5 separate regions of the Homo sapiens genome follow, and regions 1, 2, 3 and 4 are each linked to region 5. The links are chromatin loops, found by intact Hi-C in ENCODE. Cell type or tissue: GM12878. All regions are shown on one strand. Links, peaks and the distances in the headings refer to the core of each region. The heading gives the core; the rest is flanking DNA.

Region 1 (6,132 bases), core at 743-5,742, 160 kb after region 5:
TACTATATTATTGTATATAACATATAGTATATTTTATGTACATATGATATAGTATTATATATGTATAGTATATATTATACTATATATTATATAGTATACAATGACTATGATATAGTATCATATAGGTATACTATATATTATAATATATAATATATATTATATAGCATACCTATATCATACTATATCATACATATCACTATACTCTATATAGTATATATTATACGTATTATATATTACACATACTACATATATATATTATATAGTATATTATACTATATAATATATATAATATATATATTACATAGTATATAATATATATAGTATATATCACATAGTATATAATATATATAATATATATATCACATAGTATATAATATATATTATATATATCACATAGTATATAATATATATTATATATATCACATAGTATATAATATATATAATATATATATCACATAGTATATAATATATAATATATATATCACATAGTATATAATATATAATATATATATCACATAGTATATAATATATATTATATATATCACATAGTATATAATATATATTATATATATCACATAGTATATTATATATATTATATATATCACATAGTATATTATATATATTATATATATCACATAGTATATTATATATATTATATATATCACATAGTATATTATATATAATATATATATTACATAGTATATTATATATAATATATATATTACATAGTATATAATATATATAGTATACCTATATCATACTATATGACATGTATGATATATGTGTTTCTTTTCTGGAAACACACAGACATACCCCAAAACAGTGTTTGAACAAACATCTGGGCACCCCACGGCCCATCAACACATGAAACAAACCATTACATGTCGTCTCAGCCAGTGCGGGCTGCACTAACACACACTCATAGACTGGGCAGCCTCAACAGCAGACATTCATGGCTCACAGCTCTGGAGGCTGGAAGTCCGAGATCGAGGTGCGACAGATTCTGTACCTGGAGGGAACCAGCTTCCTGGTTCGTAGACGGCGCCTTCTCGCTGTGTCCTCACATGGTGGAAGGGGCGAGGGGGCTCTCTGGGGCCCCTTTTGTAAGGGCACTCATCCCATTCATGAGACTCCACCTTCGTGACCTCATCACCTCCCAAAGGCCCCACCTCCTAATCCTATCACTTTGGGGATGATGATTTCAACATAGGAATTTTGGCGGGGGGCACATACATTCAGCTTATAATACATGTATATGTATTTTTTTTTCCATGATTGGATTCATTTAACCAGTCTGTCTTGACAAAAGACCACACACTGGGCATTTTAAAGAATAGACCTTTTCCTCTCACTGTCATGGAGGCTAAGGTCTGAGATCCAGGTGTGGGCAGGGCTGGTTCCTCCTGAAGCCTCTCTCCTTGGCTTGGAGACGCTGTCTCCTCCCTGTGTCCTCACAGGATTGTCCTCTGTGCATGTCTGTATCCTCATCTCCTCTTCTTATGAGGACACCAGTCCTCTTGGATCAGGACCCACCCTAGTGACCTCGTTTTACCTTAATGACCTCTTTAAAGATGCTCTTTCCCATATAGTCACATTCTGAAGTTCTGGGGGTTAGGACTGCAGCATATAAGGTTTAAGGGATACATTTCAGCCTGGAACAAGTATATATAGATATGTTTCCGTACACACACATACTCCATTGAGGAGAAAACAGTTATCCTTTTTTGTTTGTTTTTTTGTTTTTTTTTGGGACGAAGTCTCGCTCTGTCGTCCAGGCTGGAGTGCAGTGGCACAATCTCGGCTCACTGCAACCTCCGCCTCCCAGATTCAAGTGATTCTCCTGCCTCAGCCTCCCAAGTAGCTGGGATTACAGGTGCCCGCCACCAGGCCTAGCTAACTTTTTTTTTTTTTTTTGAGATGGAGTCTGGCTCTGTCGCCCAGGCTGGAGTATAGTGGCATGATCTCAGCTCACTGCAAGCTCTGCCTCCCGAGTTCACGCCATTCTCCTGCCTCAGCCCCCCAAGTAGCTGGGACTACGGGCGCCCGCCACCACGCCCGGCTAATTTTTTGTATTTTTAGTAGAGACGGGATTTCACTGTGTTAGCCAGGATGGTCTCAATCTCCTGACCTTGTGATGCGCCCACCTTGGCATCCCAAAGTGCTAGGATTACAGGTGTGAGCCACCGCACCCGGCCCCAGTATGTAGTCTTTTATCTCTCACCCACCTCCCACCCTTTACCCCAAGTCCTTGAAGTCCGTTGTATGGTTCTTATGCCTCAGCGTCCTCATAGCTTAGCTCCCAATGGATCTTTAATTTACATTCATAAAATCAACAGTCATAAAAAGTAAATTCACACGCCCAAGCTGCTGAAAAATACTCAGAAAGATTTTTGGTAACTACACTGAGTGTCAGTTTTTCAATTAGATTAAATTAATGAAAGTAGAATTAGATAATGACATCCGTTCCTTGGTAGACAAGCTACATTTCAAATACCCAGGATTGCACATGGCTATCGGCTTCTGTCTTGGTCAGACAAGCCTAGAAAATACATTTTATATTTCCATATTCTTTGATGTGGTGGGGTTGGGTAAGGTGATAATTACACTAATTATACTCCTAACATTGTAAAACCGTCTGCATTTTGAGAAACTTGATGTGGGGGCAGTTTTACACTAAATGACTCTCTTCTCTGGCAGCTTTTAGAAAAGGGCTCTCCTAGGAAAATTTTATGATGCGTTTACATTCAATCTGATTTTCCCCTATAGTATTTCTTGTACTACATTTCCAAAAATAAGGCACATGGAAATTAGGTGCATTTTACATGGAGTAGGAAAGATGCAGGATTTTTTAAAATATTGATTTATAGCATCTGTGCTGCCCTCTCTTGGCAGCACACGGTATATTAGTAAATTCTTTTAAAGTCATTTTATTTGCAAGTCTAATTCAAAGAAAACAGATAAAATATTTCATATATTCACTTGTTTATAAGTTTGACAAACCATGTTACTGTCCAGTTAATTCATCATATCTATTTAAATGGACGAAAATGGTTTCGTATATAACATGCAGCAATTATTTTACTTAATGAACATGTGAAAATCTTAGAAAATGTCTCATTACCATATTGATAGATTGCTTTTGCAAAGAACTGCATCTTCCTCTGTATGGGTAGTGTAGCTTCTGGAAACTTTTTTTTTGTGGGGGCTTTTTTCTCCTTTTTTTTTTTGACCATCATTGTAACGAAGCATCTCTCTGCTGGCCCGGCCCCAGGGAAGTTGTGTTCATGGGGGCAGATACATGGCCCTGCCTCTGATTCAGGATTCAAACAGTACCTGTGCCTTTTGAATAAAACTGAAATTCACCACTGTATCGTGGACCACTACAGAATAGATGGAACTAAACAGGGAGGCCTCATCTTGAATAATTTTTTTTTTTTTTTTTTTTTTTTTTTAAAGACAGGGTCTTACTCTGTCACTCAGGCTGGAGTGCAGTGGTGGGATCTTGGCTCACTGCAACCTTGGCCTCCTGGGCTCAAGCGATCCTCCCATTTCAGCCTCCCAAGTAGCTGGGATTACAGGCATGTACCACCACACCTGGCTAATTTTTGTATTTTTAGTAGAGACCTGGTTTCACCATGTTGCCTAGGCTGGTCTTGAACAGCTGGCCTCAAGTGATCCACCTGCCGCGACCTTCCAAAGCATTGGGATTACAGGCGTGAGCCACCGTGCCCGGCCTTGAATAACATTTTTGAACATATCCCAGAAAGAAGTCTGTTTCTCATTTTTCTCTCTTTTTTTTTTTTTTTTTTTTGGAGAGGAGTCTCGCTCTGTCGCCCAGGCTGGAGTGCAGTGGTGCGATCTCGGCTCACTGCAAGCTCTGCCTCCCGGGTTCACGCCATTCTCCTGCCTCAGCCTCCCAAGTAGCTGGGACTACAGGCGCCCACCACCACGCCCGGCTAATTTTTTGTGTTTTTAGTAGAGACGGGGTTTCACTGTGTTAGCCAGGATGGTCTCGATCTCCTGACCTCGTGATCCGCCCGCCTCGGCCTCCCAGAGTGCTGGGATTACAGGCGTGAGCCACCGTGCCCCGCCATTTTTCTCTTATAGCATGGGGTAAAAACATACTTAAGCATGTTGTAATGTAATCTACTCACTACATGAATTTCTTTCTTTGTTTTTTGTTTCTTTTTTGAGACAGGGTCTCACTCTGTCACCCAGGCTGGAGTGCAGTAGTGCAACCATGGCTCACCACAGCCTCGAACTTGCAGGCTCAAGCAATCCTCCTGTCTCTCAGCCTCCCAAGTAGCTGCAACTACAGGCTTGCACACCCTGCCTGGCTAATTTTTGGATTTTTTGTAGAGACGGGGTTTCACTATGTTGCCAGGGCTGGTCTTGAACTCCTAAACTGAAGCAGTCCTCCAACCTTGGCCCCCCAAAGTTTTGGGATTACAGGCGGGAGCTACGGTACTCAGCCTCTCCCTCCCTTCCTTCCTTCCTTCCTCCCTCCCTCCCTCCCTCCCTCCTTTCCTCTCCCTCCCCTCCCTCCCTTCCTTCCTCCCCTCCCCTCCCCTCCCATTCCTTCCCCTTCCCTCCCCTCCCATTCTTTCCCCTTCCCTCCCCTCCCATTCCTTCCCCTTCCCTCCCCTCCCATTCCTTCGCCTCCCCTCCCCTCCTCTATCCTCCCCTCCCCTCCCCTCGCCTCCTCTAACCCTCCCCTCCCCTCCCCTCCCCTCCCCTCCCCTAGCAACCCTGTTAACTGGATGACTTGTACCCTACTTATTTTAAACCACTGCTCTTGGTGACTTGATTTCTGACTTTCCTAGGTTGTCAGTATGTTCAGATGGTGTTCTTTTGTGACTTGCGTTCACCAGGCTCTTGTTTTCTAACAGCAATATTACGTTTGTATTGTAAATATTTTGCACACACACTTTATGTTATCTAGATAGCTCCCCTAAAAGATTTGGTGGCAAACTAGAATTATTTCTGGTTTTATGAAATGGTCAAAATAAAATACTGATGTGTTTAATTTGATTTTATAATTCAAATGCATAACACAAGCATCCCTTACCTGAAATACTTCAGACCAGAATTGTTTTGGATTTTAGATTTTTTTCAGATTGTGGAATATTTGAATTACACTTACCTGTGAGCATCCCTAATTTGAAAATCTGAAATCCAAGATGCTCCAGTGAGGATTTCCTTTGCGCTGTGAGCCTCATGTCGGTGCTGGAAAAGTATTGACTTTTGGAGCATTTGGGATTTCAGATTTGGATTAAAGATGCTCAACCTTTATACATCTGTCTTTAAACCATAACAGATGGTTTTCTTTCTCTGCAACAGCTCTTTTTTGTTTGTTTTTGGTGTTTTTTATTTCTCTGCGACAGCTTTTTGTTTGTTTGTGTTTTTTTGTGTTTCTTTTGAGACAGGGTCCCACTATGTTGGCCAGGATAGTCTTGAACTCCTGGCCTCAAGCAATCCTTCCACCTCGGCCTCCCAAAGTGCCAGGATGGTAGCCGTGAGCCACCATGCCAGGTGCAACAGCTCTTTCCTAGTTCCTCTGTTGTAGCATTTTAAATCCAGATGTTACATTGATTACTGTCCTCTGGATTTTTATTTCTAGCCTTATAGGGATAACATTGAACCTAGTCTTTCAAAATTACTACTTACCCCTTTCACACACACACACACACACACACACACACACACACACACACACACACACACAGGAGTAGAGAGAGTAATTCACATTGAAACCTTATGGCCCCATCACCCAGCTTCGATTGTTATCAAAGCTTTGTCACTTTGTTTTTTTTCTCTTTGCCCATTTGTTTCTTGAGTTATTTTAAAGCAGGTGCACTTTATCCTATCTTTAACAGATAACTCCCTTTAAAAAAGAACTTCAGTGCCATTATCACATCTGACAACTATTTAAAAAAAAAAAACCCAGCCTGGGTAACATAGCAAGACCTCATCTCTACAAAACATCAAAAACAAAAAAATTAGCCTTGCATAGGTTAAATCCAGCCCCCTATGTGTCTGTTAATAAAGTTTTATTGGAACACAGTCACATCTTGGGGGCTTTTGAGCTACCGTAGCAGAGCTGGATATTTGTAACAGAGACCATGTGATTCA
Region 2 (6,132 bases), core at 411-5,410, 99 kb after region 5:
TTAGGATCTCACTCTGTTGCCCAGGCTGGAGGGCAGTGGTGCAGTCATAGCTCACTGCAGCCTTGACCTCCTGGGCTCAAGGCATCCTCGTGCCTTTGCCTCTGTGCTGGGATTATAAGTGTGCACCACCACACGTGGCTAGTTTAAAAAATTATTTTTGGTAGAGATGGGGGGGTGGGTTCCAATGTTGCCCAGGCTGGTCTCGAACCCCCATGCCTCCCAAAGTGCTGAGATCACAGGTGTGAGTCTCTGTGCTAAGCCAGATGGTACAATTTTGATTCTTCTCATATTTAACAACACCTGCACCTATCATTGTATTGAATTTATAGCTCATTCTGGTTTAGGGTCAGGGACTTATTCCTTCCGAATGGCAGAGTTCAGCAATTCCTGACTCCACCGCAAATTAATGCCACTTCATTAAGGCGGTAATGACCCTTCCATGCCTAACTCACAGGGATTTTCCTTTTTTGTCTCTCAAGTAATAGGCTGTGGTTTCTCAAGGATTTTTATGATCCTTCCAGATGAAAGCTGTTTTGTCAAGCAAGGTGTTGTGAAACGTGCAGGGTCTATTTATAAGAAGAGGTAGCTATGCGGTCAAGTTCAGGGTGGGTTCGGTGGAATCAGACCAACCAGCAGCTCAAGCAGAGTTTAACGCTGCAAATCTGTGCCACGTTCTTCTTCCTGCGTGCAATTTGCAGGCAAGGACATCTGCTTAATTGGGTGTGAAACCCGGGCCTTGATTAAAAGGACTTTATGAGGCCGCAGCCTTGCATTTCCAAGGTCAGGCCCTAGTGGAGAGGGCGCGCGTTCCGCGGGGAGACACGAACTTTTCCTGAGTGCGCGTTCCTTGCTGGCCCTGAACCCCTCGGCCAGGCAGGGCTTGGCAGGGCCGTTTCCTGTCCTAACCAGGATCAAGGGATTGCGCGGCTTGCTGGTGAAGCTTGGCAGGGCCGTGACCTGTCCTAACCAGGCTCAGGGGATGGCAGGGGCCTGCTGGTGTCGCATATGTTTTGCATTCCAGCTCAGGATTTTGCAGAGCATAGGGAGCGGGTGTCACCCCCGGGGGGAAATGCCACCCACAAAATGCAGGTGGAGGCTGGGCGAGGCTGGCAGCCAGGGGCCAGAAATCCAAAGCCTGAGCCAGGTTCAGACTTCCTGACTCCCCCTCCCCGTTAGCTGTGGAAGGATGGCTCGGCCTGGTCCCCCTAAAAATGTGTCCGTTCTGACTTAGAGGCCGCTTTGGCTCTCGGAAAGCCCCCCTGACCTGCGGACTGAGGGACTGGAGACCCCCTCCAATCGCAGAATCGCTGAGATCCCTCAAAACAAAGGCGTTTGCAGTTTGACCCCTTGCTGCTCAAACTGTGGTCGGCGAACCGGCAGCCTGGGCCGCCCTGGTCGCGGGTCAGGGGCGCAGCGTCCAGGCCGTGCCAGGCCCGCAAGTTAAGCACTGTCTGCATTTCCCTGGGGAAAGGGGTGACCAAATATCTAGCTATATTTGCATTTCAAATCCACACGGATATGGGTTTTAAATATAAGTATGTCCAACTATTGCCTGAGCCACACTTAAGCCAGGAAAAAAAAATCTTTGGGGTTTCTGAAATTGAAATGCCTCTGCACAATTCTTTATAGGGTTGTCGCCGGGGTGTTTGAAACAGTGACCAATCAAGTTTCACGCACTACATTTGGTCGGGCGATCTCTCAAATCTGTCTTTCCCTAGTTTTTTAAAGGAATGTTTATTTGTAAAGAATTCTAGATCCACAGGAAGCTGCAAAGAAACGCACAGGGTCGAGCCCGCCCTTCCCCGCCCCTTCCAAGTAGAAATCTAGAATCACCAGAGTCCTACAGCAAAACCAGGACGCTGAACTCATCCCGAAGACCCGGCAGCCCCTCTTGGGGATCCGCCCTCATTCCAAATTCTCTCAGGTCCCAAACAAGCACCCGCAGGAGTACTGAACTTTTTGGGGGGAGGGCAGAGGGGATCTGTATGCAGATTGCCAGCTGAGCAATCCTATTTTCTATGACTTAAAGCCAATCAGAGGCTGGGCGTGGTGGCTTATACCTGTAGTCCCAGCACTTTGGGAGAACGAGGCAGGCGGTTCACTTGTGCTCAGGAGTTCCAGACCAGCCTGGCCAACATGGTGAAACCCTGTCTCTACTGAGAAAATACAAAAATTAGCCGGGCTAATCCGAGCCCCTCTCTTCACCAAACGCCAGTTTCACTTTTTAGTTTTGAACTTCACTTCTGCTGAGCTACGCCCTCCCTGTCCCCGGGCCCCCTCGCCTCCCCATCTTCCGGGCTTGGGTGCAGCGACGCGGGTGGCCCGCCAGTGCGTCCCCGAGGAGAAGTCAGCCTGGGTCCCACCCCAGGGGTGCCCCGGGCGCGGAGGGGGCGTGGGCACCTCCCCAGCGCCGCACGCCCGGGTCTCCGGCTCCTGGGCTGGGTCGGGGCGGGGGCGGAGCGCGCGCGAAGGCGACGCCCCCAGCCCCGCGGCCGGGTTAGGGCGGGGAGAGGCGCGGTCACGCCCAGGCGGCTTCCGCCCGCCCCAACAGCGCGCACGCGGCTACCGAGCTGGAGGAGGCGGCGGGCGCGAGACCCGGAATGCGCAGGGCCCCCGCCTCGCCCCCCCCAGCCCGGGCCGCGGCCCCCGCCTTCCCCGCAGTCGTCCCGCACTCGGTGCCCGCCCCCCGAGGCCGGCGGCTGCTCCCACTCGGGGCCGTTGCTGCTTGTGCCGTGAGCGCCGCCCAGCCATTGTCCCCGTCGCTCCGTCAGCCGCGCCGGACCGCGCACCAGGAGGCGAGAGCGCGCATGGGGAGCCTCTGTTGATGCCGCCGCCGCGCCGCCCTCCGAGGCTGCGTCCCGGGAAGCCCGGCTCCCCGAGCGCTCCGGCCTGGCCCGGTGCCCCGGACCTGAGTGCGTCCCCATGGAGGCGCCCGGGCTGGCCCAGGCGGCCGCGGCGGAGAGCGACTCCCGCAAGGTGGCGGAGGAGACCCCCGACGGGGCGCCCGCGCTCTGCCCCAGCCCTGAGGCGCTGTCGCCGGAGCCGCCTGTGTACAGCCTGCAGGACTTTGACACGCTGGCCACCGTGGGTGAGTGAGTGCGGGCGGGGACTCGGCCCACAGGGGCGCGCGGCGTGGCCGGGACGTTGTAGTAGGACAAAGGGCCCTGGGTGCCGACCTCCTGGGGAGGGCCCTGACCCGCTACTTCGGCTCGGAGTCCCCGTGCGGGGCTGCACCTGCGCCCCGGGTCTTCCCGGGTGGAGCGCACTCCCCAGCCCCCCAGCCCAGGCAAGTACCCCCGACCGGCCGGGTGCCTAACCTGAAATGCCGACGGCTCCTCTCGGAGACCACCCTCCACCCCCAGCACACACAGCACTCTGGGGCCTGGGCCGTCCGACGTCACAAAACCTCCTGCGGGTCACCTCGCCTGGGGGACCTCGTGCTCCCTCCCTGGCAGCGGCCCCAGGGACACTGGCGCGGGGTGCGAAGACCCCTGCAGGCCTCCCCTAGGCCAGCCTCCCTGTGTGCCCAGAGGCAGGGAATGTACAGATTTCTCCAGGGGCTGCAGGAGCAGCTGGGCTGTGGGGGACAGGTGTCCCGGGGCGCTGTGGGGACGAGGACGGCAGCGCTGGGGACGGATCCTAACATGTCCTGACACCGCCTGTGCTCTTCGTCTTGTGCCTCTGAAATGGGTAATTCTTGTATCGGACGCTTTATCCGTTTCCTTTGTCCTCTGTCTTTGAACTTAACCCCGAATGGGCAGCTTGACAGAGAGGTTTCGAGTTCTCGGTGCTCTTGCATCCGGACACGCGCTGCTTTATGGAGCAGCCCTGAGTGGGTCAGAATATCCCAACTGAACGTGGGCGCTGGATTTAAACAGTTGTCATCGGCCCGCCTGTGCCACTTAGGGACTCCGTATGGCTAAGTGGGGTGTTGGCTGTCAAGAAAATAAATGGGAGAGTAGAGGGGGCTGTCCTGGGTGTGTTGGTGAGGCGTCGGCTCTCAGGCCCTCTAACTCCTGTTTGTCCTCATTTTGGAAAGGAGGAAGCTGGGCTGGGAAGCCCAAGGGCTCGAGGCCATAGCTTATGACTTAGGAAGACCAGCGGGCATAGCCAGTGGGGCCTTTAGAACCGCTGAGGAAGAGGGGACTTAGCTTCCTTCAGTGACCTCTTTGCCACTTAGACCTTGAGGAAGGGCCCACGAGGAAAGCCTGAATTTGGAAGGACAGAGTGGGAGGAGGCCCTCTCTCTTTCTCCTCTCCCTCCCTCCTCCTCTTTATCTCATTCTCTCTCTCTTTTCTCTGTTTCTCTTCTCTCTCCCTCTTTCTGTCTCTGTTCAAGTCTCTCTGCATTTCTCCTCCTCTGTCTCTTGGTGTCTCTCTCCCTGTCCCCTTCCGGTCTTGGTTTTTCTGTCTCCCTCCCTCCTCTCTCTCTGCCTTCCCCCTTGTCTTGGTCCCCCCGGAAAGCTGTCCTGGTCTAATCTTAGAGCTGGGTGTGTTTTGCGCGGAAGAAGGGTGGGGCAGGAACCCTGACTGGCGCAGCCGCCACAGTAGGTGGAAATACAACTCGACAATGGAAAATTGATGAGGTCCAGCCGTTCCTTGGCACTCAGCACCAGCGTTTGTCATTCTTTGGGGCACCCACATGGGTCCCTTGGGAAAGGTGGAGCTGGGGCTGGAGGCCGGGGCAGAGAGCAGGATGCGGGCAGGAGGGCGGCAGAGGTGAGGGGTTCTGGTGTCACAGGGGGCCACTCAGTTTGACGTCAAGTCAGCTTAGGGTGCCCAGCGGGTAACCTCATCTTTAAAAATAGAGTGTCGCTGCCTCTGGGGACCAAGCTGGCTGGGCGGGGAGTCAGCTTTTTTTTTCAGTCCAGTCAGTGCTCTCTTAATGAGGATGAGGATGATGCTCCTTTCTCAAGGATAACTTCCTGTGAGCTCCAACGATGTGACAGGAGGGCTAGGTATCCCACACTCATTGGACAGCAGGGGACCAGGACCCAGGGGTGTGTGTGTGTATGTTTGCATGCACGTCTGGAACACTCTCTCATGACAACTGCACAGCTTTGGTGACATTATCTGCAACCTTTTATCCAAGCCCGTTTCTTTATTGTTGGTTAAAGAGCAATCTGAGTGTGATTCACCTAAAATAATACATTTTATAAAATCCTAAGCCTTTTAGATCCTTCACGATTGTGTCTCTAAGCCACAATCTACAGCAGCTTTGGACTGTTTTCCAAGGCGTGATGGAGAATAGTGAGGGGTGAGCTTGAGTCTCAGTCTGGAGTTGAAACCCAGTCTGGGTGGGTGTGACCTCTCTTCATCCTAAACTGTCACTACAGGAACATAAGTTTGCTTTTAAGTGCTCTTTCGCCCTCATTCCGAATTCTCTCAGGCCCCAAACAAGCACCCGCAGGAGTACTGAACTTTTTGGGGGGTGGGCAGAGGGGATCTGTATGCAGATTGCCAGCTGAGCAATCCTATTTTCTATGACTTAAAGCCAATCACAGGCTGGGCGTGGTGGCTCATACCTGTAGTCCCAGCACTTTGGGAGGCCGAGGCAGGCGGATCACTTGTGCTCAGGAGTTCCAGACCAGCCTGGCCAACATGGTGAAACCCTGTCTCTACTGAGAAAATACAAAAATTAGCCGGGCGTGGTGGCGGGCGCCTGTAATCCCAGCTTCTCAGGAGGCTGAGGCAGAGGAATTGCTTGCACCCAGGAGGCAGAGGTTGCAGTAAGCCAAGATCACACCACTGCGCTCCAGCCTGGGCGACAGAGAGAAAAAGAAACTTGTCAGCGTTCTAGATTGACCAGTTTTCCTCAAGGTCAGGTAGTTAGGAAGAAAGAGTGCAGTTTGCAGTTGTGAAAAGTCTGATAATGGATTCTTTTTTTCTTTTTTATGCGTGAAGGGATTCTGGAGTACGTCTGGTCTAAAGGCCGATTTCGTTTTAGGAACTTTGGATCAGAACAGTCATACTAGTCCTCAGAGAAAAAATGGTTTTCAATCTGGTTCTTCAAATTTCTTGTTCATATAACCAAGCCATGCTTGTTCCTATGATGGAGAACAATTGTGCTTTAAAAAAAGAAATTTCAGGGCCAGGTACAGTGGTGCGTGCCTGTAGTCCCAGCTATTTGGGA
Region 3 (6,132 bases), core at 1,018-6,017, 780 kb after region 5:
TGCCAAAAATGCATAACCTCAGTCTAATCATGAGAAAACACTGGACAAAACCAAACTGAAGGCTGGGCACAGTGGCTCAAGCCTGTAATTCCAGCACTTTGGGAGGCTGAGGCGGGCGGATCACCTGACATCAGGAGTTCGAGACCAGCCTGGCCAACAAGGTGAAACCCCGTCTCTACTAAAAATACAAAAACTAGCCGGGCGTGGTGGCAGGTGCCTCTACTCCCAGCAATTGTGGAGGCTGAGGCATGAGAATTGCTTGAACCTGGGAGGCAGAGGTTGCAGTGAGCCAAGATCGCACCACTGCACTCCGGCCTGAGGGATAAAGGAAGACTCTGTCTCAAAAAAAAAAAAAAAAACTGAAGAACAATCTATAAAATAATTGACCATTACTTAGATTGGATAGTGGAACAGAATCATATCAAATGCATCCATTTATTTTCAACATTTTGTTTGTTTTTAATTAAGCTGCCTCCTACACTACCGTATGTCCGGATTTTATGTTTATTTTCCCATTCAGAAAGCCTATCTTTTTTAAAGGAATTTTAATCCATCCATGTTTATTATGATCATGGTTATATTTGGATTGAGTCCTGCAGTTTCACTTTATATTATTTTCCCTTTTTTACACATATCAGATTTTCTGCTTCTTCGGTGTAATTCTTTCCCACCCACCTCTGATTGCATGAATCAGGTTTTCTTCAATCCACGCATTTCCCATTAAGGCTCTGAAACTTGTACACATCTTTTCTAGTTTTCTGGTGGTAACCACCTTTCACCTGTCAGCACACGTATTTAAGCTTATATTTTCTATCAAATATAAAGATAGTCATTACCTATGTCTTCTTCCCAGACGAAACAAAAACATGAACATATGCTCATTCTCTCTTTCTTCTCTGCTCTTTCAATTACCTCCCATGTGAAATGTTAATTCCAGATTATTTTCACAACTGTGCACTAACACATTCAGACTTTGTTTTATACATTTATTTATTCAGCACTGCTTCCTGTGTACTCTCTTCTTTTTATTATTATTATTAGTAGTAGTAGTAGTAGTATTTTGAGACAGGGTCTTGCTCTGTCACCCAGGCTGGAGTGCAGTAGTGTAGTCATAGCTCACTGCAGCTTCAATGTCCTGGGCTCAAGTGATCCTCCCACCTCAGCCTTCTGAGTAGCTGGGACTACAGGCATGTGCCACTCAGCAATTTTAAACAAATTTTTAGTAAACACTCAGCAATTTTAAACGAATTTTTAGTAAAGATGAGATTGCACTATGTTGTCCAGGCTGGTCTTGAACTCCTGGACCCAAGCGATCCTCCCACCTCAGCCTCCCAAAATGCTGTGGTTACAGGCATGAGCCACTGTGCTTGTCTACTCTCGCCTTTCTTGTATTACATTCCATTTTGCTGGAGTCAATCAACTAACTTTTTCCTCAAAGGTCTTTGAGGGATAACATTTTTGAGCATTTGCAAATTTGAAACCCTCTGTAAAGATCAAAAATGGCACATTCATTTTCTTCAGTCTCTCCATACCTCAGGTGATATGGTTTGACTGTGTCCCCATCCAAAGCTCATCTTCAACTGTAGCTCCCATAATTGCCACGTGTTGCAGGAGGAACCCAGTGAAAGATAATTGAATCATGGGGGTGGTTTCCACTGTTCTCATGGTAGTGAGTAAGCCTCATGAGATCTGATGGTTTTATAAGAGGTTTCACTTGGCTCTTTTTTCTCTCTTGCCTGCCACCATGTGAGATGTGCCTTTTGCCTCCTGCCATGATTGTGAGGCCTCCCCAGTGATGTGGAACTGTGAGTCCATTAAACCTCTTTCCTTTATAAATTACCCAGTCTTGGGTATGTCTTTATCAGCAGCACGAGACTAATACCTGAGGAATATGTTCTTCCTGGCAAACATGCAGGGCAGCAAACACAAAGACACTCTGGGGCTATTTCTTAAATCTCCCTCCTACTACCTTAACAATTCTCCAAAATAATGCTGTGAGTTTTGGAAAATATAATAATGAAGGAAGGGTTTGCTCCCATCACCTCGTTGCCAGCTCTCTGGCAAAACCACAGAAAATCTCTTCTCAGACACCTTCCAGAACTCACGTCTTTAAGGTTCATGGTAGGAGGCTTCCCATGTGGGAGCGTCCCTGATGAAGACTCTGTCTGTCCTTCACTCTCTCTCAATTCCCCCAGTCCTCTGAATATGTGCCTTTTCATGTCCCAGCATGGGATGATAGACAGATCAGGGCAGATGGTTTGAGTAAGACTCCTACTTCAGCTACCTCATGTTTCTTATACATTCATTTAACACCTCTTATTTTGTCAGCATTTTATTTTTATTTTTAATTGATAAATTTTATATATATTATATATAATATTTTATATATAACATTATATATAATATTTTATATATAACATTATATATAATATTTTATATATAATATTATATATAATATATTATATATATTATATATATTTTATATATAATATTATATATATTATATATATTTTATATATAATATTATATATATTATATATATTTTATATATAATATTATATATAATATTTTATATATATAATATATATATTATATATAATATTATATATAATATTTTATATATATAATATATATATATAATATATAATATTATATATAATATTTTATATATATAATATATATATATTATATATATTATATATAATATTATATATAATATATATAATATATATATATTATATATATTTTATATAATATTTTATATATAATATTATATATAATATTTTATATATATTATATATAATATTTTATATATAATATATATATAATATTTTATATAAAATATATAATATTATATATAATATATATTATATAATATTATATATATAATATTTTATATATAATATTATATATATTATATATATAATATTTTATATATAATATTATATATATTATATATAATATTTTATATAAAATATTATATATATTATATATATAGTACCATGGAATGCTTTGATATATGTTCACAATGTGGAATGATTACATCAGGCAAGTCAATAAATCTTTCCCCTCCCAGGAGCAATAAGCTTAGAGATCTATTGCACAGAATGGTGACCATAATAAGTAATAATGCATGGTATATTTTAATGACCACTTCTTCCTAATCTAAGTTCTGGGTTAAGAAAATTCAACCTCAGTCTTTCTTGTAATAAAATAAAATTACTGTCATCTTAAAGTGCTCGTTCCAGCCTCTTGTGTTTTCGCATATTTATCTATGTAATCTTTGCAGCAACTCTATGAAGCATTTGCTATTGTAGTCATTTTAAAGTTGAGACATTGCACTACAGAGAAGTTAAGTGACACTGATTTTTCCCTAGCCAATAATTAGAAAGAACTTGAAAAGCAGACATTCAGTTTTAGACTCTGCATGTTTCAGCACCATTTTTTATTTCTCTAAAAATGCTGAATTGTGGAGGACAGATTGGCTACTTTGACTGTCTGAAATGGACATGTCTGGTTGGTACCTATCTACCATCATATCCCCTGGATTAACATAAAGCAAACCGAGTCTTTTCCTCATGGCCATTTCCTTCTAATGGCTCAAGAAAACATCAATGACAAGTCTCTAGCAAGAACACCTGTGGCATGCTTGAACGCATTGACCGAGTAGTTGAGAAATGTTTTTCTAACGCCCTCTAGTGGCCCATTAGTGAAGTGGGGGCATAATTAATTGGTTCATTTAGGTCAAAGGTTCATTTACATTGCAGTGTGGCTGCAATGCAAAGAGGGATAAGAAATAGCAGAATGGGGGCGGGTGCGGTGGCTCACGACTGTAATCCCAGCACTTTGGGAGGCCGAGGCGGCTGGATCGCCTGAGGTCAGGAGTTCGAGACCAGCCTGGCCAACATAGAGAAACCCTGTCTCTACTTAAAAATACAAAAAATTAGCTGGGTGTGGTGGCGGGCGCCTGTAATCCCAGCTACTGGGGAGGCTGAGGAAGGAGAATCGCTTGAACCCAGGAGGCGGAGGTTGCAGTGAGCCGAGATCGCACCACTGCAGAATTGAATAAAGAGAAAATCATGGATTTGGGGTGATGTAGGACCTGCTAGCTGCCCCCCCCTCCACACACACACACACAAATTTGAGAACAGCATTAAAGACAAGTAATACAAGGGAGCTCTGAGTGAAATAAGTAATCTTCAAACTTCAAAAATTGCAAAAGATGTTGTTATTGCATTTGTTTGTTCGGTCTTTTTTTGGGGTTTTGTTTTGTTTTTGAGAAAAGATCTCCCACTGCACTCCAGCCTGGGCGACAGAGGGAAATTCCATCTCAAAAAAATAAAAATAAAAAATTAATTATGGTAAAATAACACATAACAAAATTTACCATTTTAAATCATGTTTAAGTGCACAGGCTGGTGATATTAAGAACATTCATTGTTGCTGGCACGGTGGCTCACGCCTATAATCCCAGCACTTTGGGAGGCTGATGCAGGTGGATGGCTTGAGGTCAGGAGTTCGAGACCAGCCTCGTCAACATGGTTAAATCCTGTCTCTACTAAAAATACAAAAATTAGCTGGTTGTAGTGGTGTGTGCCTGTAATCCCAGCTACTCAGGAGGCTGAGGCAGGAGAATCACTTGAACCCAGGAGGCAGAGGTTTCCGTGAGCTGAGATCGCCTCCACTGCACTCCAGCCTGGCTGACAGAGTGAGACTCTATCTCAAAATATAAAGTATAATAAAATAAAGAACATTCATTGTTGGCCACATGTGGTGGCTCACACCTGTAATCCCAGCACTTTGGGAGGCCAAGGCAGAAGGATTGCTTGAGCCCAGGAATGGTAAGAAGAAGAAGCAGAAGCAGACAGAGGACCAAACTGAGGACTAGCTAAAACATGGAAGCAGCATTCCATAAGACATGCCTAACAGCATGCCATGTCAGTTTACCATTGCCATGGCAACATCTGGGCATTACTGGCCTCTTCTATGGCAATGACCTGAGCACTCAGAAGTTACCACCCTTTTCCTAGAAATTTCTGCATAAACTGCCCATTAATCTGCATGCAATTAAAAGTGGGTATAAATATGACTGCAGCAGTGCCCTGAGCTCCTGTTCTCTGCAGGAGCGGTCACAGAACTGTGACACTACCTTCTCCATAAAGCTGTTGCTTCCACCACTGGCTTACTCTTGAATTATTTCCTGAGGGAAGCCAAGAACCCTCCCAGGCTAAGCCCCAATTTGGGGCTCACCTGCCCTGCATCCATCTGTAGATCTTTTCTTTGTCTTTTGTAGTCTGCAGTCACAAATGCTTCAAATTTTGGATTTATGTTTGTTTATCCTGCTTTGAATTACTTCCTATGTGTATTGCCAAATGCCTTTCTTCAATTAAATAATTGTTTTAGCCATGTTTCTTTATTTTTTCTTAAATGTTGACTCTTCTTTGCCATTTTTCTTATTTTGTGTTTAAGGAATCATGATTAACTGCAATTGATGATGCTTACAACAACATTTGTAATAATAACATTTATTGACTGCTTATTCTACACAAGGCAATTTCACATTAATTAATGCATGTAATCCTCATAGCTACTCTGTGAAGTAGACACTGGTTTTCCTTATTTTACACATGAAGAAACCAAATCACAGAGACATTTCCACGATGATATAGCTACGAGGAAGCAAAGTCAAGAACTTCAGCCCAGCATTTTTTCTCATAACCAGATGCGTATCGGACAGGAAGAGAAAAGAAGGAAAGAGAGAAAATCAAGAAGTCAAACTGACTATAACAGCACTACTTCAAGTTTTATGTGACCCTCTGCTTCATGAAAAAATTAAGTACTTATCATGATTTATTAGAAAGCTAGCATGCCTGGGTATAGAATCTGCAAGCAGAAGTTTCTAACTTATGACATTGGACCTGATGCTTCCATGAATTCTAGGAACAAAAGCTCTACAAGAATCTGCTGAAGTCACCTTGATTTGCTCTTTTCCTTGGGCAATGGCACAATTATATACTAGAAAAAAATTATACAACAAATGCTCCCCTCCAGGTTCACTGTTATATGGGCCCACTTTAATTTCACCGAGCTCTTGAAAGAACTGATTTCTGAGGATAAAACAATGGGTTGGGC
Region 4 (6,132 bases), core at 477-5,476, 690 kb after region 5:
CTCATCATTCAGCTCCTATGTGTAAGTGAGAACATGCGGTATTTGGTTTTCTGGTCCTGTGCTAGTTTGCTAAGGATAATGGCCTCCAGCTCCAACTGTGTTCCTGCAAAGGACATGATCTCGTTCTTTTTTAACTCAAACAATAAAAGCAAGTCAGCTAAGGGAGTGGGGAAAAAAAAAAACTCTCTGCACTCTCCTATTTGCCTGAAAGTAGACTTAGACTGTTAATTACCAGAGACACAGGCCTAGAGGAATCTACATAACAAACCTTACTCAATTTGCCTTTATCTTCCATTTGTTTCCTCCTGTATTTGTCTTCTCAAAGTTTGCAGCTCCTAGGAGCTTAAAAGGCCTTTTTCCTTTGCCTTTTTCCTTCTTGACAAATGTATTGTTCTTGGCTGATTTGTTGTATGCGCCCCAAGTTCTAACCATGCTTTTGAGTTATTCATCACTGAGTTTCACCACATGTGTATATGCACTGCATGTCTTAATAAATTCTGCTTTTCTTTTGTTCTTTTGACAGTTTAATTTCCAGAGCAGTAGCTGGAGAACTGAGGAGGACAGAGGAAAAAGTTATTATTGTTGTGGTTGTTTTTCCTTCTGTTCTGCTGGCACCCTATCGAAATTCTTAAACATTTTGGAACAAGGAGCTGTTAAAAGAAAACTTCAGACAAGTGAAATTTGATGGAGTTTAATTGAGCAAAGAAAAGATTTGATTGAATCAGGCAGCCTCCAGAATCACAGCAGATTCAGACAGACTGCAGGGGTGCCTCATGGTCGGAACAAATTTATAGACAAAAAAAGTAAAGTGGGCCGAGCGCAGTGGCTCACGCCTGTAATCCCAGCACTTTGGGAGGCCGAGACGGGTGGATCACGAGGTCAGGAGATCGAGACCATCCTGGCTAACACAGTGAAACCCCGTCTCTACTAAAAATACAAAAAAAAAAAAAAAAATTAGCCGGGCGTGATGGCGGGGGACTGTAGTCCCAGCTACTCGGGAGGCTGAGGCAGGAGAATGGCACGAACCCGGGAGGCCGAGCTTGCGGTGAGCCGAGATCGCACCACTGCACTCCAGCCTGGCGACAGAGTGAGACTCCGTCTCAAAAAAAAAAAAAGAAAAAGGTAAAGAGAGGTACAGGAATCGGAAGTGCGGTACGGAAACAGTGAAATGGATTACTGCTCGGCGTTTGCCTGATTTGAACGCAGTTTGAACACTCAGCAGTCTATGAGTGGTTGAAGTATGGCCGCTGGGATTGGCCAACACTCAGCTATTGTTACAGATGCATGCTATTAACTTAGGTTTTCAATTTTGTTTGCCTATTAAGCTAGGATACCCTTCATCCACAAGGACTCAAATATAGAAGTACGGAGTACTTCTCAGGCCATATTTAGTTTGCTTTAACAGACATAACCATTTTATTTTTACTTTTACCTGTTTCCCCAAGAGCTGAGCGTTTTCATTTTGCACTCGGCCTTGCAAACTATATACCTGGTTCTATCCACAAAGGAATGATGCCAAGAACTGAGGTTGCTTAAGTCATTATTACTCATACTGATAGCAACAGTGGGTTTCTTCAAAAGTTTCCTCTTAAATATGCATATTTCCTAAGTCTATACCATAGATAGCATTTCTCTGGCAAGGACCTAAATTCGGCTCTTGGGGTTAAAGTTAGGGAATCTGGATTGCTGATCAAAATTCTGCTTAGAAGAAACAAAAATAGGCTGGGCATGGTGGCTCATGCCTGTAATTCCAGCACTTTGGGAGGCCAAGCAGGGCGGATGGCTTGAGCCCAGGAATTTGAGACCAGCCTGGGCAACATCGTGAGACCCCATCTCTACAAAGTATACAAAAATTAGGAGGGAGTGGTGGCTCGTACCTGTGGTCCCAACTGCTTGGGAGGCTGACGCAGGAGGACACTTGAGCCTGGGAGGTCGAGGCTGCAGTGAAAGATGATTGCAGCACTGCACTGCAGCCCGGGTGACAGAGCAAGACCCTGTCTCAGAAAAAAAAAAAAAAAAAGAAGGAAGGAAGTCTTTACTGTTTAAAGAATGGATACAGGCTGGAGATGTGGGTGGATATTTGGCATTTTCCAAGTGGGGGTTTCACTTGCATGTCGTCTAAATGCAATGGAAAATCAAACAAGGCATACTTGAAGAGGCAGGATTTTTCTGAACCAGAATCCAAGCTTTCTATTCTGCAGAATCTGACTGTCATCCTGCCATCCGCAGCTGGAAAATGTCCATTGCTCAATTACCCTCACCAAGAGGTGGCCGGGCAACTAATCATCGCCCCATAACATCACCCCAAGGTATCCACCCATACAAACTGTGCTTCCATGCAATGTGTACTTCCTGTATCTCCCGCTTTTTTTTACAACACTGCTAAGGAAACCCGCTCCAGCCAGAGGCAGGGCTTCTGAGGCCATTTGCAGATCTGAGTAAGGAAAACCCTATAACCCTAACCCTAGGAGTCTTTACCATTTGTGGGTCCATCCAATTTGGGATTTGCTCTTGAATCCCTGTACCACCCAAGTCAAATTTCATAAAAGATTTGGATTTGAAAAAATCATTGCAAGTAGGCTTCTAAATACACTGCTTCCTTAGCTAAATTATAGCCAAGATCTGAGGTGCGGGTGCTGCTTTCAGCCAAGCCTTTTGAGATTATTTATTGTTGGCCCATCTCAACTCTAATTCACGTTGCTTTACTCATCCTCCGAACACGGTCTTGAGACAGAAGAAACTACGTATCTTTTCTCCAACTTTAGACCAGTGCCTGGATTATTCTAGGTTCTCCATTTATGTTCACACTCTGGGGGATGAATGAGTAGCACGGATCACACATGCTAGTTGTAATTAAAATATATGTGCTTAGAAAACTCCAGATGATAAATGATGCACCTTGATACTTCTGTCTCTCTCCCCCGCTACCCTTCTGTCTTTGTTTCTCTAATTTTTGCTTTCTGTTATTCCTGTCTGAAACTTTAGGCAATGCATTCCATTCCTTCAAAGCTATTAAGGGTTTGAGGAGCTTATGTAAAATACTGACCACCTCAGATGGATAAAGTAGGTGGAGGTGAATTTCTGGATGCAATCAAACAATATGAGTTGAAAAAGGTGTCTTTCCTTTTCAAATTCCTCTTCCGAGAATAAAGTTAAAATGTATGCTATCTTTACAAAAATGAAATAAATGCACACATTTATCATATTAGGAATTTGGAGCTAGCTGTGCAGGCAGCTATATTAGCATGCCACCTAGTGTTTAAATTCATGTAATGATTAAAAACACGCAGTGCTCAATCAGGCTTGTATTCCTCAATGCGAAGGAAAGAATATAAATTATTTAAAGGATAATTCAGAATGAGGAAATAATAGACATCCCTTAAGTAACTATATTTGCAGACTGAATTGTATAATTTATCTTTCTATTTAGGGAAAAAGGTTAATTAAGGGCTTAAGGGGCATATGGAAAATATTGACCACCTCGGATAGACAAGGCAGGTGAAGGTAATTTTCTCGATGCAATGGGTCATGATAGGTTAATTAAGCATTGAGTTTGGAGTGTTTAGACCAATGGCAAAGGTTTGTATCATTTTGATAGATGACATTCTTTCAATTTTAATCTTAAGGTATTTTCAAAATAACCACTAGAAAAGGAAATATAATACTTATTAAGAGCTACCTATGGGCCTATGCGCTATGTGCAAAGTCTTTTACAGATATTATCTCCATTAATCTTTGTAAGTCTGGTAATACACTTTTTAGTTGCATTTCACAGAGGGAACAATTGAAGTACAGATAGATTAGGGAATATGTCCAAAGATATTTAGCTGGCAAGAAGAACAATTCCCATTCACCCCAATTGTGTCAAACCCTAGAGAACATTCTTTCCACCTCTGAACACCACTGTGTGGAAAAGAACGTGTTCCCTTGGTTGTACATAGCTTGCTTTTATCTACTACCTTCTCCTTGCCATGTGGTTAAAGAAAATGGAAGGACCGGAGCCAGGGAGGGAGAAGGACCTTGCATTTGGGGTTGACAACCTTGGGTTCAGACCTCATGGTCCTGCTCCCTTTACAGTGCAGACTCATTAAAGCCGCTTCGTGTCTTCACACTCTGTGTTCTTCATCTGCAAATATAAGAGCATTTGAGAAAACGATTTCAGAAGTTATTTCTCAGGCTAAAATCCTAAGATTCTGTTCTAGGGTATTCTAAATTCAAAACGAACCTCCTCCTAAGAGTGATGAGAAAACGAAGATGTTTTAGAGATCTTAGAACAAAGAGTGGCAGAAAAATGCTCAGCCTTTGTAAGGAATTCTTTTGTGGACAAATAAGGTCTAATATGGTTGCCCCAAATCACTTAGGAAAAAGATATCCTTGTTTAATAGTTAATATTAAGACAGTTATTTGTATTTCACCTGACACATTCATATTACTCCTTAGTAAAGACAAGGCAACAGTATCAGTCCATTGAAATAAGTCAAACACACATAATTTTCTAATTTTTTTTTTAGTTCCATAGGTTTTGGGGGAACGGGTGGTGTTTGGTTACATGAGTAAGTTCTTCAGTGGTGATATGTGAGATTTTGGTGCACCCATCACTGAGCAGTATACACTGCACTCAATTTGTAGTCTTTTATCCCTCACCCCCTTCCCACCCTTTCCTCCAGAGTCCCCAGAGTCCACTGTGTCACTCTTAGGCCTTTGCATCCTCATAGCTTAGCTCCCACTTATGAGTGAGAACATACGATGTTTGGTTTTCTGTTTCTGACTGACTTCGCTTACTCTCCAAACCCATCCAGGTTGCTGCAAATGCCATTAATTCATTCATTTTCATGGCTGAGTAATATTCCATTGTACATATATATACCATAATTTCTGTATCCACTCATTGATTGATGGGCATTTGGGCTTGTTCCACATTTTTGCAATTGCAAATTGACGAACACACATGATTATGTTACTCCTGGGGTTGCACCTTTGAGAGACACTCCTGGAGGACAAGTGAGTCTCAAAGTGGGGCTTAGCCCACAAGTGTTCTTGGCTTAGCTCGGGAAAGAATTTAGGGGCAAACCAGAGGTAGAAGAAAACTGCTTTATTGAAGTGACAGTGTTATAGCTCCGTGACTGCTCTTGCAGAACAGGGCTACCCTGCAGGCAGAGAGTAGCAGCTCAGGGCATATTTTTTTTGAAGTCATATTTATACCCATTTATTTTTATTTGTATTTTTTTCCTTGTTGGAGACCGTGCCTCACTCTGTCTCCCAGGCTGGAGCACAGTGGCACGATCTTGGCTCACTGCAACCTCTGCCTCCCGGGTTCAAGCAATTCTCCTGCCTCAGCCTCCTGAGTAGCTGAGACTACAAGCATGCTCCACCACACCCAGCTAATTTTTTTTTGTATTTTTAGTAAAGACAGGGTTTCACCATATTGGTCAGGCTGGTCTCAAACTCCTGACCTCAAATGATCTGCCCGCCTCGGCCTCCCAAAATATATACCCATTTTTAATTGCATGCAGATTAAGGTGCGGGTTATGCAGAAATTTCTAGGGAAAGCGTAGTAATCGTTGAGTTATTGGGTCATTGCCATGGAAAGAGGTGGTAACTCCTGGGTGTTGCCATGGCAATGGTAAATTGACATGGCACACTGATGGGCGTGTCTGACTGAAAGCTGCTTTGGTCTGCCCTGTTTTAGCTAGCCCTCAATCTGGTCTGGTGTCCAACCCCCACCTCTGGAGTCAAGTCGCGCCTCCTACTTCAACACCATAGGGTTGATGTACATGGAGATTTGGGATTGGCATGGCTAGGGTGCCAGTCTCAGCCCAGTAACACCTAAGCTGTGTTCTCCTGAGCAAATTACAGAGCATTTCCAAGTCCCAGGTACTCTTCTTGGTATATAAGGGTGCAAAGGGTTAAATTATGACCTCCTCGAAGGTTACATTAAAGTCCTAAATCCTGGTACCTGCACATGAGACTTTATTTGGAAATAGGGTCTTTAAAGATGCCATCAAGAGAAAATGAGGTCATAGTAGATGAAGGTGGGTTCTAAATTCTATATGACTATAATCTCTCTCTATAAGGAGAGAGAGATTTAAAGACACAGAGCGTAGACATTCATGTAATGACAAAGGCAGAGAT
Region 5 (6,132 bases), core at 332-5,331:
CTGGGACCATAGGCGCCCGCCACCATGCCCGGCTAATTTTTTGTAGTTTTAGTAGAGACGGGGTTTCACCGTGTTAGCCAGGATGGTCTCGATCTCCTGACCTTGTGATCCGCCCGCCTGAGCCTCCCAAAGTGCTGGGATTACAGGCGTGAGCCACCGCGCCCTGCCTATTGTGCGCTTCTCAGGGAGGCTTCTGCCTCCAGGACCCAGCGGCTGCTGCGGCGGACGTCAGCCGCGTAACCCGTTCCCGCGCAGTGGCCCGCCGTTTCCGCCACCGCCATTGACCCGCCCCGGCCTGGTGCTGTGCATGTCATGGTGTCGGAAGGAAGTACGCCAATGGGGTAAAGGGGTCAGACGGCATTGACAGCCTCTGCGATGGCCCTGAGGCGGGACTAGGAGGACGTTCCCGGTAGCGATTGGACAGGATCTTTCGTAAGGGCGCCTGCGACACTGGAAGTAACGAGCAACTGGATTGGCTGCCTCCATCGCAAAGTGGGTGGGTCTTGCATCCTCGGGCCTAACGATTGGTCTTTCCAAGTGCGGGAAGCGGCAAGCATATGGTCTGGAAACATTTGGTATCGAGACGCTGCCAGCCATAACGTCCGTCTCCCGGGCCGGAGAGGCCCGTGACCGCCGCATACCCATGGTCTCTTGCTTCTCCTCGGGCATCTCTGGCCACGTCCGCACCAGCCCCCGAAAGGCCCGGCTCTTGGCCGCGCTGTCCTGGTGCGGCGGTGAGGGGAGGGGACCGGGGCCTCGGGGCGGGTGGCGGCCGTAGCGCGAGAGCCCTGTGCCTTGCGCTCAGAGGCTGAGCTGCGTGAGGGAGGCCAAGCCCCCGCGAGCGGCAGCCCCTGCCTTGCTAGTTCCCCAACACGCGAAAAAGGTAGATGAGAACTGGTGCGGGGATAGGTTTGGGTGGGGTTTACTTGGCACCACCCAATTTCTAAATCGGTCATATTTTCTGAGTAGTTCTACCAACAAAGGTCAAGCTGGAGCCAAGTGCTGTAATCCCAGCACTTTGGGAGGCCCAGGCGAGAGGATACATTGAGGCCAAGAGTTCGAGACCAGCCTGGGCAACATAGCAAGACTGTCTCTACAAAGTTTTTGATTTTTTTTTTCTTTTTTTTTTTTTTTGAGACGGAGTCTCCCTCTATCACCCAGGCTGGAGTGCAGTGGCACAATCTCGGCTCACTGCAACCTCTGCCTCCCGGGTTCAAGCGATTCTCCTGCCTCAGCCTCCCGAGTACCTGGGACTACAGGCGCCCTCTACCACGCCTGGTTAATTTTTGTATATATAGCAGAGACGGGGTTTCACCATGTTGGCCAGGCTGGTCTTTAACTCCTGACCTCAGTGATCTGCCTGCCTCGGCCTCCCAAAGTTCTGGGATTACAGGCATGAGCCACCGCACCCAGCCGCAAAAAGTTTTAAAATTACCTGGGCATGGTGGTGCGTGCTGGTAGACCCGACTACTTGGGAGACTGAGACGGGAGGATTGCTTGAGGCCAGGAATTTGAGACCAGCCTGGGCAACATAAGGAGACTCTGTATCTAGAAAACATATATATATTAGCTAGGTGTAGTGGTGTACGCCTGTGGTCCCAGCCACTCAGGAGGCTGAGGTAGGAGGATCGCTTGAGCCCAGGAGGTCCAGGATGCAGTGAGCTATGATCGCACCACTGCACTCTTTGCTGGGCCAGAGCGAGACCCTGTCTTCAAGAAAATAAAAGGATACAGCCACACACAGAGGGATGACCATGTGAGGACACAGGGAGGATCGCTTCAGCCTGGGAAGTGGAGGCTGCAGTGAGCTATGATCACGCCACTGCACTTCCCAGGCTCAAGCGATCCTCCCGCCTCAGCCCCCCGAGTAGGTGGGGCCACAGGTTTGTGCCACCATTCCGGGCTAATTATTTGTAGAAATGAAGACTTCCTATGGTGCTCAGGCTGGTCTTAAACTCCTGAGCTCCCGTGATCCTCCTGCCTTGGCCTCCCAAAGTGCTGGTACTATAGGCATGAGCAACTATGCCTGGACCAATTCTTAACTGGTGACTTGACTTGTTTATTAGTTAATCTGTCTCACTCAGCTTCCTTCAAATGCTGAGCCTCCGTCCTCTTGCTAAGCTCTTTTAAGAACGTTGTGTACCATGTCAACCTGTTCTAAATATTTGAGGAGAGAAAGTTCTAGAATTCACGTCCCCACCAACTTTCTTTTTTTCTTTAAAAAAAAAATTTTAAGAGACATGGTCTTGCTCTGTTGCCTGGGCTGGAGTGTGGTGGTGCAATCATAGCTCACTGTAGCCTTGACCTCCTGGGCTCAGGTGATCCTCCTACCTCAGTCTCCCAAGTAGCTGGGACCACAAGCATGCATAACCACACCCAGCCAATTTTTGTTTGTTTACTTTTTGTAGCAGAGAGGTCTCGATCTCCTGGCTTCACATGATCCTCCCGCCTCAGCCTCCCAAAGCACTAGTATTACAGGCATGAGCCACCGTGTGTGGCCACCACTGACTTTCTGAACCCCAAGTGTATTAGCCACCATAACAAACACCTTTTGTCTGATACATTCTGTGGATCATATTCCTTTTTTATATATAATTTTACCTTTTATTTTAGATTTGAGTGGTACAGGTACAGGTTTGTTTCATGGGTATATCATGTGACACTGAGGTTTGGAATGCAGATGATCCCATCACCCAGGTACTGAGCATAGCACCCCACAGGTAGTGTTTCAGCCCTGGCCCCTCCATCTCTCCACCCTCTAGTATTCCCTAGTATCTACTGTTCCCAACTTTGTGTGCATGTATAGATTATGTTTCTTAGAGTTCTCTAAATAACGGGGCAGGGAAGGTAGTGTGAATGATGTAAAGGTGTGCCAAATTGGTTCTGCAAAATTAACCTTTTTTGAATAAAATATTCAATTTTCTGAAGCGAGCAGGCTACTTTCTCAAGCAAAATTTCGTTTGAATCCTCCACCCCCAGCCTGCAGAGAGAGAGGGAGGGAGGGAGACCTCTTAAGAGTTTTATTTGTTCTCTTGCAGTCTTATGACTTACTTCTTAATGAAAACCCTTATTGTTTTCTAAGAGAAAAAAAAAGAGAATGAATGCAATGTTCGAAATGGGATTATGTAGAATTTTTAGGAGCATAAAGAGAAATTGAAGAATTATGAAAACAAAGGCCAGAAAAGCAAACAGTGTTCTTCCTCTACGTAGCAGCCAGATGGCGTTTTAGGCAAATACACCGCAAACTGCACAGCCAGGTCCCCATCTCAAAGGGCTTTCCACGGAGCAAAAGCAGTTTCGATCGTATTGTCATCACCACCATCAACTTTTTTTTTCCACTCACATGATGTATGCCAATATCATTATTCTCGTTATTTGTATAACCATCATCATCATCAATGTCTCGTGAATTTTTGCGTGTTATTTTTAACATAGCATGTAAACAGCACCTCCCCACAAAAAAAACTAGCTCAGGATAAACATCTCTAAGAGTATTTCATAGGAGCTGATAGTTTGACCAACAAAAAAATGTTTTCTTTTCCCAAAATAAAGTTCTGTGGTTTGTCTCAGGGAAAGTTTTTTGTTTGTTTATTTGTTGGATTTTTGGTTTGGTTTGGTTTTGTCTCATTTGTGGGTTTGGTGGTTGGTGGTTGAGTTTGTTTCTGGCTTAAAGGGCACCCTTAATGAAGAAGTGTTTATGTTTTCAGATATGTAGGCTTTAGTAAACTAGCTCACTCTGAGAAATCTAAAGTTTCAATTGCTCTGTGAACACCACTGAAAGAATCCACCTCCCTTCTCAAACCACATTCTCAAGGGCAGACTTGGGGATGCTAGAACTCTCCTCCCCTCTCCCCTCCCCCTCTCGCCTCCCCTCCTCCCCTCCCGAGGCTCTGCTGCCCAACCTCCGCCTCCCAGGTTCAAGCCATTCTCCCTGCCTCAGCGTCCTCAGTAGCTGGGATTACAGGCGCCCACCACAATGCCCAGCTAATTTTTGTATTTTTAGTAGAGATGCAGTTTTGCCATGTTGGCCAGGCTGGTCTCGAACTCCTGACCTTAGGTGATCCACCCACCTTGGCCTCCCAAAGTGCTGGGATTATAGGCGTGAGCCACTGTGCCCAGCCTAGAACCATTTTCAACAACAAAAGAGTCAACACATTCGGCCTCCCAAAGTGCTGGGATCATAGGCGTGAGCCCCTGTGCCCAGCCTAGAACCATTTTCAACAACAGAAGACTCAACACATTCAGCCTCCCAGAGTGCTGGGATTATAGGCGTGAGCCACTGTGCCCAGCCTAGAACCATTTTCAACAACAAAAGACTCAACACATTCATGCTTCCATGCAACATGGCAAGTCCACTTCGAGATGGTGCCTTTATTTACCTTTGATTATTCTTCACCATACACCCATCTTACTTTGTGGAGTCTTCACAATAATGAACCACCCAAGACTCATATGGCCAGAACTGAAACCTGAGACTGTCAACGAGAACAAAGTGTCCCGATACTTATTTCTGCTTGGACTGTTATTCAAGATATTCAATATATTCAATAAATATTCAGTATTCAACAAAATATTCAATGCTGTTCAAAATACTCAATAACAGTTACAGGAACTGTCCAAGGAGAAGGACCCTGGTCTCAATGGCAAGATAATGTCCTGGGTCAGGCATTGCCAGCGTGAACCATGAGATTGGGAGTCCCAGTCTGGGGTGTGGCATCCAGAGAGCTTAGGTCTGGGACAGAGGCTGTTTGACCTACCACTGCAGAGGTGTGGCCATATTTTAAGCCCAAGAATGTCCCAAGAAATATTGTAAAGCCAAGAATTGTGTACATACCGGCTGATCAGCCTTGTTTCTGCTCAAAGCCATCTTATGAGTGTTTGGTAGTAGAATCCTCCATTCAAACAATCTAACCCAAAACAAATGGAGACATTGAATGATTCCAAGTCAACAACTGGCTCTCGATTTCAGGGGAAAAAATGGCCATATTTCAACTCATTCTGAGCATATCCTTTTAAGGTAGAGAAAGAGGCAGAAAAAAATAGTATGTACTTCCTGACACAGCAATGCTCTCTCATTCCATAGAATGTTGTAGCAGCCCCCTCAAGACTGATAATGGCCTGCAGAATGAATACCAAGGACACTCACAGGATATAGGGGGTCTTCTTGAAGCTTTACAGTTCTAACCTGCCCTTCCTCTGGCACATTGCCCCAGTGGGAACAGGCTTTTTCGTGGAATAAAAAAGTAACCAGGAATTCCCCAATTATACTAGGTTGGTGCAAAAGTGATTGCGGTTTTGTGTGTGTGTGTGTGTGTGTGTGTGTAAAATGGAGTCCCGCTCTGTTGCCCAGGCTGGAGTGCAGTGCCATAATTTCGGCTCACTGCAGCCTCTGCCTCCTGGGCTCAAGCGATTCTCATGCCTCGGCCCCCCAAGTAGCTGGCACCACAGGCACGCACCACCGTGCCCAGCTATTTTTTGTATTTTTAGTACAGATGAGGTTTCACCATGTTGACCAGGCTGGTCTCGAACTCCTGACCCCAAGTGATCCGCCCACCTTGGCTTCCCAAATCTCTGAGATTACAGGCATGAGCCACTGCGCCCAGTCTGGCCATTACTTTTAATGGCAAAAACTGCAATTATGTTTGCACCAAGCCTACATTTCGGTCTACGCAAATCCTCCAGCAACTATACTTCAGAACCACATGGAAAAAATACACAGCTTTTCAGGGAAGTAGAACCATTGGTGCCTGTAACTATCTGTAAAAGCCACTTTCTCCTCAGCCGTGGGATGCAGGAGGCATGTTCTTCCTGCTGGGTCATGGGGATGTAGCCTCTGCCACATTCTGAGATCAAATTCCAAGATTCATCTGGGGGTCCTCAGTCATCACTGCCTAGTGTAAAACTCCAGCTCCAATGAACAACTTGAAAGTGGAAGAATGAGACACATGCGCCACTACTCCCAGGGTACAATCAAATCCAACATCTTCTGGCAAACTCAAAGCATGGATGCTAAACACAGAAATACACTCCTGATGGGAATGTTTTCACACACGTCCATGTGAAGAGACCACCAAACAGGCTTTGTGTGAGCAGTAAAGCTTTTTAATCACCTGGGTGCAGGCAGGCTGAGTC

Evidence for each region. Hi-C counts contacts between places; a loop is a spot of excess contacts. Peaks named below come from ENCODE experiments on the same cell type or tissue, not always from the same donor. Only the 100,000 strongest peaks of a DNase experiment are listed, where the experiment ranks them.
Region 1: a loop joins it to region 5, with 11 times the contacts of the local background. A loop is called at or near these places in 61 of 110 quality-filtered maps.
Region 2: it touches region 5 in a loop (6-fold over the local background); 18 of 110 quality-filtered maps call a loop at or near these places.
Region 3: a loop joins it to region 5, with 15 times the contacts of the local background. A loop is called at or near these places in 2 of 110 quality-filtered maps.
Region 4: a loop joins it to region 5, with 13 times the contacts of the local background. A loop is called at or near these places in 2 of 110 quality-filtered maps.

The regions. Positions count from the first base shown.
Region 1 is chrX:3,648,200-3,654,331 of GRCh38, reverse strand. All of the region lies in intron 3 of PRKX (protein kinase cAMP-dependent X-linked catalytic subunit), which reads left to right. Among named protein-coding and RNA genes, the nearest start is that of PRKX-AS1, 8.2 kb to the left of the region's middle. In GM12878, for the core only: a CTCF peak has its summit at 2,873 (motif pointing left); a DNase peak (open chromatin) is centred at 2,887.
Region 2 is chrX:3,710,044-3,716,175 of GRCh38, reverse strand. It overlaps PRKX (protein kinase cAMP-dependent X-linked catalytic subunit), which reads left to right and starts at 2,527. Exons shown (of 9, transcript NM_005044.5): 1 at 2,527-3,088. The coding sequence starts at 2,923. RefSeq lists enhancers at 615-1,262, 3,594-3,903, 4,304-4,433, 4,659-5,180 and silencers at 2,224-2,953, 2,974-3,103, 3,144-3,423. In GM12878, for the core only: no CTCF peak of the experiment used is centred there; DNase peaks (open chromatin) are centred at 2,405, 4,625 and 4,765; H3K4me3 peaks cover 3,588 bases; H3K27ac peaks cover 2,127 bases.
Region 3 is chrX:3,033,489-3,039,620 of GRCh38, reverse strand. It overlaps ARSH (arylsulfatase family member H), which reads right to left. Exons shown (of 9, transcript NM_001011719.2): 9 at 5,510-6,132. Among named protein-coding and RNA genes, the nearest start is that of ARSF, 4.9 kb to the left of the region's middle. In GM12878, for the core only: a CTCF peak has its summit at 3,701 (motif pointing left); a DNase peak (open chromatin) is centred at 3,660.
Region 4 is chrX:3,114,962-3,121,093 of GRCh38, reverse strand. No RefSeq gene overlaps it. Among named protein-coding and RNA genes, the nearest start is that of ARSF, 77 kb to the right of the region's middle. In GM12878, for the core only: a CTCF peak has its summit at 3,242 (motif pointing left); no DNase peak of the experiment used is centred there.
Region 5 is chrX:3,809,278-3,815,409 of GRCh38, reverse strand. No RefSeq gene overlaps it. Among named protein-coding and RNA genes, the nearest start is that of TRI-GAT1-1, 26 kb to the left of the region's middle. RefSeq lists silencers at 172-251, 682-851, 3,637-3,706 and an enhancer at 452-501. In GM12878, for the core only: a CTCF peak has its summit at 3,220; DNase peaks (open chromatin) are centred at 409, 3,309 and 3,689; H3K4me3 peaks cover 1,447 bases; H3K27ac peaks cover 1,893 bases.